Regions from separate parts of the Homo sapiens genome. Here region 2 is linked to region 1. A link is an interaction called in ENCODE POLR2A ChIA-PET data of the cell type or tissue named here. Cell type or tissue: MCF 10A. All regions are shown on one strand. Each heading gives the region's core, and the rest is flanking DNA. Links, peaks and the distances in the headings are about the cores only.

The links. Peaks named below come from ENCODE experiments on the same cell type or tissue, not always from the same donor. Only the 100,000 strongest peaks of a DNase experiment are listed, where the experiment ranks them.
Region 2: POLR2A ChIA-PET joins it to region 1 with 5 read pairs; 2 of 35 experiments call an interaction of 5 or more read pairs at or near these places.

Annotation. Positions count from the first base shown.
Region 1 is chr13:24,851,925-24,856,328 of GRCh38, reverse strand. It overlaps RNF17 (ring finger protein 17), which reads right to left. Exons shown (of 36, transcript NM_031277.3): 25 at 2,185-2,474. Among named protein-coding and RNA genes, the nearest start is that of CPAP, 69 kb to the left of the region's middle. In MCF 10A, for the core only: no CTCF peak of the experiment used is centred there; a DNase peak (open chromatin) is centred at 1,778.
Region 2 is chr13:24,903,588-24,907,991 of GRCh38, reverse strand. CPAP (centrosome assembly and centriole elongation protein) reads left to right here. Exons shown (of 17, transcript NM_018451.5): 6 at 799-901; 7 at 1,032-2,646; 8 at 3,934-4,066. Among named protein-coding and RNA genes, the nearest start is that of CPAP, 17 kb to the left of the region's middle. In MCF 10A, for the core only: no CTCF peak of the experiment used is centred there; a DNase peak (open chromatin) is centred at 2,531.

The DNA.
Region 1 (4,404 bases), core at 126-4,125:
TCTGCCTCAGCCTCCTGAGTAGCTGGGATTACAGATGCCTGCCACCACGCCCAGCTAATTTTTGTATTTTTAGTAGAGATGGGGTTTCACCACATTGGCCAGGCTGGTCTGAAACTCCTGACTTTGTGATCCACCCACCTAGGCCTCTCAAAAGTGCTGGGATTACAGGCATGAGCCACTGCGCCTGGCCCAAGAAAGGATTTAAAACGAGATACAAAACCAAAAAACAAAGAAGATTGATAAAATTACATTAAGACCTTCTGTTCATCCAGAAACTCCCAAAAGACACTGAAAAGACAAGTAAGAAACTAAGAGAAGATACCTGGAACACATAAAACCAAGAAGGGATAAGTGTTCAGGATATATTAAGAACTATGAATCAGAAAGCAATGACTTAATGGAAAGTGAGCGAAGACATGGATAGGCATTCCAAAAACACAGAAATACAAACGACTCAAATAGAAGAAATGATGTTTACGCCATAAGAAGTCAAGGAAATGCTAACTAAAGCCATAGTGAGAGACAATTTCACATCCACTAGGATAGGTAGAACTTAATCTGACCTTATTAAGTGTTAGCAAGGATGTGGGGTAACAAGACTCTTCATGCACTGGTAGTGATGAGTGTAAACTGTTATAAACAACTTTGAAAAACAATTTGACATTACCTAGAAATTATCCACCAATTTTTTTTTTTTTTAATGGAGTCTCACTCACTCTATTGTCCAGGCTGGAAAGCAGTGGCACGATCTGGGCTCACTGCAACCTCTGCCTCCCGGGTTCAAATGATTCTCCTGCCTCAGCCTCCTGAGTAGCTGGGATTACAGGTTCGTGCCACCATGTCCAGCTAATTTTTGTATTTTTAGTAGAGATGGGGTTTCACCATGTTGGCCAGGCTGGTCTCAAACTCCTGACCTTGTGATCCACCCACCTCGGTCTCCCAAAGTGCTGGGATGACAGGCATGAGCCACCGTGCCTGGCCAATGATTACCAATTCTGTTCACTAGATTATGTGCCCTAGAAAAATTCTGCTTGTGTAACAAGAGACAGGTACAAGAATGTTCATAGTAGGATTTTTTGTAATCACAGAAAATCTAGAAACACATGTGTCTATCAATAGAACAGATACCGAGACATAATCATTCATGGAAATGCTATTAATTCATTTAAAAAATGAATGAAATATAGTGAAATGCGCCAAGGTGGACAAATCTCGAACAGTTTGATGAAAAGTCACAAAAGAATATGTACATTATGGTTCTGGTTACATAAAGTTTGAAAGATGGAAAACCTAAAAAATTTGTTTAGTGACGCACACAGGAAATGATAATTAGCTAATTCAGAAAAGTGGCTGTATCTGGGGTGGCAAAACAGGAGACGTGATCAAGTGGGGCAACACAAGTCTGCTTAGGTTCTGGCGATGCTGCTTCTTATCATGGGCAATGTGTATGTGGCTACTCATCTTAATGTTGTTATTTAAATAATACATTTTATACTCTTTCACATAAATAACATTTTATAGTAACTTCAAAAAATTCATTTGAACTCTACTTTTAGTGATTTTTAATGTGATCAGCACATTGACCCATTGTGGGAGTCATCCTTTGGGATCCCATCTTCACATGAGGAATTCCTATTAGATTTCCCACTTTGAGTAAAGGGGCCTGGACCTTTATTTCCTTTTTCTTTAACTTCATGTAGTTATCACAGTTGCTCAAGGTTCTATAGTTATGAAGCAACTCTAGAGTGATTGCCTTCTTTGGCACATGCTTACCTCCCAGTGTGTGATTTCAGTTTGTTTTGGAGCTTGGTATGTTCTTTACTTTAATGCCAACTCAGTAAGTGTTCATTAAAAAAAAAAATTGGCATCTGATCTGACTTATTTGGGAGGGTTGTTCATCTGCCATAGTAGTGGAAATGGAAATTCCAAATTCCTTTCTTCTTATACTGAGAATAGCACTCACATAATATAATTATATAACACTGCTATGTTAGAATAATGAAAAACTGCATTAAATGATTTTTATGTTAGGCATTATTAAAAGCACTTTGCATGCATTGTGTGAAATCATTTAATCCTCCTAACAACCTTGTGAAAATAACGTTCAAAGAGGTTGCCCAAAGTATTTCAATCCCTGTCGTTCGTACTAGAGAACTAGAGCCTACATAACATAGAAGGTCTCACCTGATAGTTTAGGTACTACAAATATAGTTCCATCATCACCAACACAGCTGACTGTTGCCTCAAATACGTTCATGTTAGGAATAGCTGGTGGCTTATACCCTCTAGTGGTTCTTGGTTCTAGAATTTTCTCCTGAAATTCAGACACTTTCTGTTCACTGATTATGTCAGCAGTTTTCTTGTCAGGGTCAAAGTTAGTTTTAATACAGTTAGTAACTACTGAATCTTCCTGTTCCAGGGGGACTTCCAGAGACTTCTCAGATAATGAATGGCTGTTATCTAAGTTATTAATTCTGTAACATCCAAAAAAGAACACATCTAAACATAAGCAAATATAAAATTCTGGGTAAAACAACATAAAAAGAATCATTCAGATATACATGAAATTGAAAGAAAATATTTGCTCTAATTTGTTACATAAAAATTAGCATCAGTTAAAATTAAAACTACTTTAAATTATGAGACTGATGAGAAAAAGCAATAAAAATTTAAGTAAATGTTTTAAATTTCTATATTTACAGACTATGCTCTCTTAAAATTTCATATGTATATCTCAAGCATTGTACAATGAATTCAATGTTACTAGAAGATACAACACCTTTAAGATGATTTCAATTTAGTCCACACATAGAACAGACATCTGGCAAGCTATTAGCATCCAAAAATACAAAGAAAACATGAGTCTCTTAAAAAACAATAAGGTACTATCCGTATATATGAATATACCATATTCATATATTACCTAAGTGGTAATATGCTATATTTACTCAGTTTTTCTACTTTATATTATTCCCTTCCAATTAAAAAAAATAGGTATCCCTACTGTATAAAAAAATAAAATCTTAGGAGGAAATATTAATATTGATTGTGTTTTAGCGGAATTATAGCAAGTTTCTTTTTCTTCTCATCTCCTGTACTTTTAAAAGGAAATAAGGGCCGGGCATGGTGGCTCACGCCTATAATCCCAGCACTTTGGGAGACTGAGGCAGGAAGATCACCTGAGGTCAGGAGTTCGAGATCAGCCTGGCCAACATGATGAAACCCTGTCTCTACTACAAATAGAAAAATTAGCCAGGCATGGTGGCGCATGCCTATAATCCCAGCTACTTGGGAGGCTGAGGTGCGAGAATCGCTTGAACCCAGGAGCCAGAGATTGCAGTGAGCTGAGATCACAGCACTGCACTCAAGCCTGGGCAACAGAATGAGACTCTGTCTCAATCAATCAATCAATCAATCAATGGAAATAAAGCATTTATGAAAAAGCCACATAATTCCTCAAATACCCTGCTAGTCCCCCAACCCACCGCCGCCTTAAGATAGCTAGTAGTTTTAGTCTGTAAAAGCAGTAAAGAACATTACAACTGGTAGCAGACAATGTCAGTAGTATTAACTTGCCTAGCATTTTCCATTCTAACATTTCTTCTATCAAGGAATTGCCTTAGCCTAAAGGCAAAGCAATTAGCTGTATGCCAAAGCCCGGGCAATCCAGGCCACATCTCCCATATCTAGCCTCATGTCCCACTTTCTTTCTGACTTCTAATTCTCTTTCCATTTCATCAGGACTGGGATCCCTGTTCTAAAGAAGGTAAGATATAAGTTAAGGCAAACACATCTACGGAGATCTGGCCATATATGGTACAAAGTGGCTAATTGGGACTTGTGTCTCCAATTCCAACATACCTCTAAATCTCTAGAAAGAGAGAGAAAAGAGGCCGAGCGTGGTGGCTCACACCTGTAATCCCAGCACTTTGGGAGGCCAAGGCGGGCAGATCACGAGGTCAGGAGATCGAGGCCATCCTGGCTAACACGGTGAAACCCCGTCTCTACTAAAAATACAAAAAATTAGCCAGGCGAGGTGGCGGCCACCTGTAGTCCCAGCTACTCAGGAGGCTGAGGCAGGAGAATGGCGTGAACCTGGGAGGTGGAGCTTGCAGTGAGCCGAGATTGCGCCACTGCACTCCAGCCTGGGTGACAGAGCCAGACTCCGTCTCAGAAAAAAAAAAAAAAAAAAGAGAGAGAGAGAAAAGATTAAGCTAGAGCCACAACCATATCCTGATCCTGTCCCTGGACCAAAGGTGCTTAAACTCCAAACATAGAACCCGAAAGGATCTTTAAACGTAAATACTGTTCAATTATTTATTTGCTACTCATCCTGTTTCATATAAATACATTTACATTTCATATAAATACATCTAGTAGGTATATACCTACCAGAATTTCTAA
Region 2 (4,404 bases), core at 85-4,084, 52 kb before region 1:
TGTGACTATTTAGTACAATAGCTAGCCTTTATTATTGAACACTTTCTTTGTTTGAAAGATCTATATTTTTCTGGTTTTTGCTTGACTATGCTTTTAAGGTTAAAGATACAACCTATTATGTACTGTCAACAACAAAAGAGGTTGAGGAGATATGTCAAGCTGCCTTGACATTGTATTCTCGAAGCTTTTTCACTTAAGAGAAACATCTGGATAAAATCAATTTTCTCTCAAATAGTTAAATCCTATTTTTGGAGAAGGGAAAAATTAAGTATTGACATCTCCCATTTGGTGTCACTTATCAATTATAATTGCATTATCAGTTTAGTTACAGAATTTTAAAATATGGCAAAGATTAAGTATTTTATATTTTAAGTAAGTTGATTATTTTAAAAATTTATTTCAAAATTTTTAATATAATATGGACAAAATGACTTTTCTGATTATTGTTCTCACATTAAGGGCCTTTCTTAATTAAAAAAATGCATATTTAGTGATCTATTTTTGAAATACATTTTAAAGTTATTTGATGAATATGTTACTCCATGTGTTAATCTGTGGTCGATAGATGGACTTCAGAAGGGTTCTTAGGACTCCAAAGTCATGTGAAGAGTGTTGTATGTTTCTTTATTTTAAGGTGTGGAGAGGGATTGTGGCTTTTGTTAGGTTCTCAAAGGGAGGCACTGATTTTGGGAAAAGTTAGTTCTCCATGTTGTCAAGGGTTTCTATACCAGGCACACTAAGTGTAAAATATTCACACATTATGATTTGCATGTTAAATAACTTTCTGTTTCTAATTAGGCCCATTAAAGCTGCTATTGGAGAAAGGAAACAGACCTTTGAAGATTACTTAGAAGAACAAATTCAGTTGGAAGAGCAAGAACTGAAGCAAAAACAGCTGAAGGTCAGCAATTGTGCTCTTCTGATTAAATCATTCTAAGGCTTTAGAGATTTATCTATAATTTGCCTTAAAAATAACTTTGAGATCACTTGGATATACCAAAATTAATTCAAATATTATTCTTTTATTTTAGGAAGCAGAAGGACCATTGCCAATCAAAGCAAAACCAAAACAACCATTTTTAAAACGAGGAGAAGGTTTAGCTAGATTTACTAATGCCAAATCTAAGTTTCAAAAAGGCAAAGAAAGTAAACTAGTGACTAACCAGAGCACTTCCGAGGACCAGCCGCTGTTTAAAATGGATAGACAGCAACTCCAGCGGAAAACCGCTCTTAAAAATAAAGAGCTGTGTGCAGACAACCCTATCCTTAAAAAGGACAGTAAAGCTAGAACCAAGAGTGGTTCTGTCACCCTCAGTCAGAAGCCGAAAATGCTGAAGTGTAGTAACAGGAAAAGTCTTTCTCCGTCAGGATTGAAAATACAGACGGGGAAGAAATGTGATGGGCAGTTTAGAGACCAGATCAAATTTGAAAACAAAGTCACATCTAATAATAAAGAAAATGTAACTGAGTGTCCAAAACCTTGCGATACTGGCTGCACAGGGTGGAATAAGACACAAGGTAAAGACAGACTTCCTCTTTCAACAGGGCCGGCCAGCCGGCTGGCTGCTAAGAGCCCCATAAGGGAGACCATGAAAGAGTCTGAATCTTCTCTTGACGTTTCTCTTCAGAAAAAGTTAGAGACTTGGGAACGAGAAAAGGAAAAGGAAAATTTGGAATTAGATGAATTTTTGTTTTTAGAACAAGCTGCTGATGAAATATCATTTTCTAGTAATTCCTCATTTGTACTGAAAATCTTAGAAAGGGATCAACAGATCTGCAAAGGTCACCGGATGTCTTCCACCCCTGTCAAAGCTGTGCCACAGAAGACAAATCCGGCAGATCCCATTAGTCATTGTAACCGCAGTGAGGATTTGGACCACACTGCACGTGAGAAGGAGAGTGAGTGTGAAGTCGCACCCAAACAACTTCATTCATTGTCCTCAGCTGATGAATTGAGGGAACAGCCTTGTAAAATCAGGAAAGCCGTCCAAAAGAGCACTTCTGAAAATCAGACTGAATGGAATGCACGTGACGATGAAGGTGTTCCAAATAGTGACAGTAGCACTGACTCTGAGGAACAGCTTGATGTTACCATAAAACCATCGACTGAGGATAGAGAGAGGGGCATCAGCAGCAGAGAGGATAGCCCACAAGTCTGTGATGATAAGGGGCCTTTTAAGGACACCAGGACCCAAGAAGATAAAAGGAGAGATGTTGATCTGGATTTGTCTGATAAAGATTACAGTAGCGATGAGTCTATCATGGAAAGCATAAAACATAAAGTGTCTGAGCCCTCGAGATCCTCATCCCTAAGTCTGAGTAAAATGGACTTTGATGATGAAAGAACTTGGACTGACCTTGAAGAGAATTTGTGTAACCATGATGTTGTTCTTGGGAATGAATCCACTTATGGGACGCCGCAGACATGCTACCCTAATAATGAAATAGGTATCCTGGACAAAACAATAAAAAGGAAGATTGCACCAGTCAAGAGGGGAGAAGACTTGAGCAAGTCCAGGAGGAGCAGAAGTCCTCCTACATCGGAGCTGATGATGAAATTCTTTCCTTCTTTGAAACCAAAACCAAAGTCAGATTCACACTTGGGAAATGAACTCAAGTTAAACATAAGTCAAGACCAACCACCTGGTGAGTCAGAGCATTATAAAATATGTATCAGAATGTTAGAAATTTAACATTAATCAGTATGCTGTCAGAATGCTTAAAATCCTAACTTTCCTTATTGCTCAATAGAATTAAGTCAAATTAATGGGTGATTTGTAAAAATTTGATTTATTTTATGGGTCTATATGAGGCTTTAAAATTAATTAGTTTTTAATAAAGTGAGATAACATCAAAGCTTCTACGTTTCCTTTCTTCCCCAGACCTGGTTCAAGTACCCCTTCCTAGAGGTACCAGTATTACCATTTCGTTTGTGTATTCTAAAGAGTCCGTGCATATAAAAGCATATGTGTCAGTTTGTATATAATTACCTTTCTATACAAATGAAAAGACTCTTTTTGTATACTGTCCTGCACCTTGCTTATGATAAATTTTGAAGATTGTTCTAACGCATGTACACACCTACCTCATTCCATTTAACGGATGTGTAGTATTTCTGTTGATGTAACGGACTTTTTAAACTCACCCTGAAAGATTCCTTTCCATTATATTATATTATAAACTAGCAGAGCATAGGTGCTTTAAAATAGAAATTAAAATAGAAATTATAACGTTAATTTTCAAAAATTCTGATTTTAAAAGTAATTTTTTTGTACAAAGTTTGGAAGCTTAAAAAGCATAGAAGCAAAAATATTTACAACTTAACTACCCAAAAGTAACTGCTATGCCATTTTGGGATATTTCATTCCAGTCATTTTTTCTATGTAGTTTTAATATGACAGAGTTGTATAACTTAGCTCATTTCTTTAGCCTTGTGGATCACATTTAGTTTCTAAAAAAGTACTAATTGATAAAAATGCTTGAAGGACAGAAGCACTGGCTATTTTACATTTTAAATAGCAAATTTGATAAAGGGAAAACAATTTGCATTTATTTGATTAATAGTAGGGGTAAACTTTGATTTTGGTGTTGATTAGCTCTTCAGATCTCTTGTGGATTACTTATTCTTAAGCTATTTATATATATTCGTCTTTGAAAAATTGATTTGAATGATTTCTTTTTATGTATCATGTTGATTCCTTGTCAGGTCGATACTCTTTTGAGGTAGATTAATTCTTCCATAAATTCCCACTGATTTCCTCAGGAAAGTTAGGTTTAATTTTTTTTCCTTTTCATGTTTGAAGCATTGTTTCTAATGCATTTTAATAGCACAGATGTTTGCCATATTCTTGGCTCTTAGTGTTACTAGCTAGCTAGTGTTTTTGCTGCAGTAATGCCTTTTTTGAAGTTCAGTATTTATGGCCTATTTCATAGGTGACAATGCTCGATCCCAGGTTTTGAGAGAGAAAATTATTGAATTGGAAACAGAAATAGAAAAGTTTAAAGCTGAGAACGCATCTTTAGCTAAACTTCGCATTGAACGAGAAAGTGCCTTGGAAAAACTCAGGTACGTTTGGGTCTGTAAGTTGGGAAAAAATATGCAGTGACTCAGTTATACCTTTAAGACCATCTATAAACAGTCTGAAACAATTTAAATCAGTCAAACAAATATAATTGAAAAGGAGGTGAAATCTGTATCATATAAGTTTTTTTTACTGAATAAAATGACCCAGGGTAGTCAATGATGTGTACAAAGGGGAATTTTTCTTAGTGGAGAGATCATAAATTAAAATTTGAAAAACAGTTTGGAGCTATGGTACCTTCAAGTGGTACTTTGGCTAGTTAGTGTATTGGTTTCTCTGGGCTGCTGTAACAAAGTACCAGCAACTGGGTGGCTTTAAACAA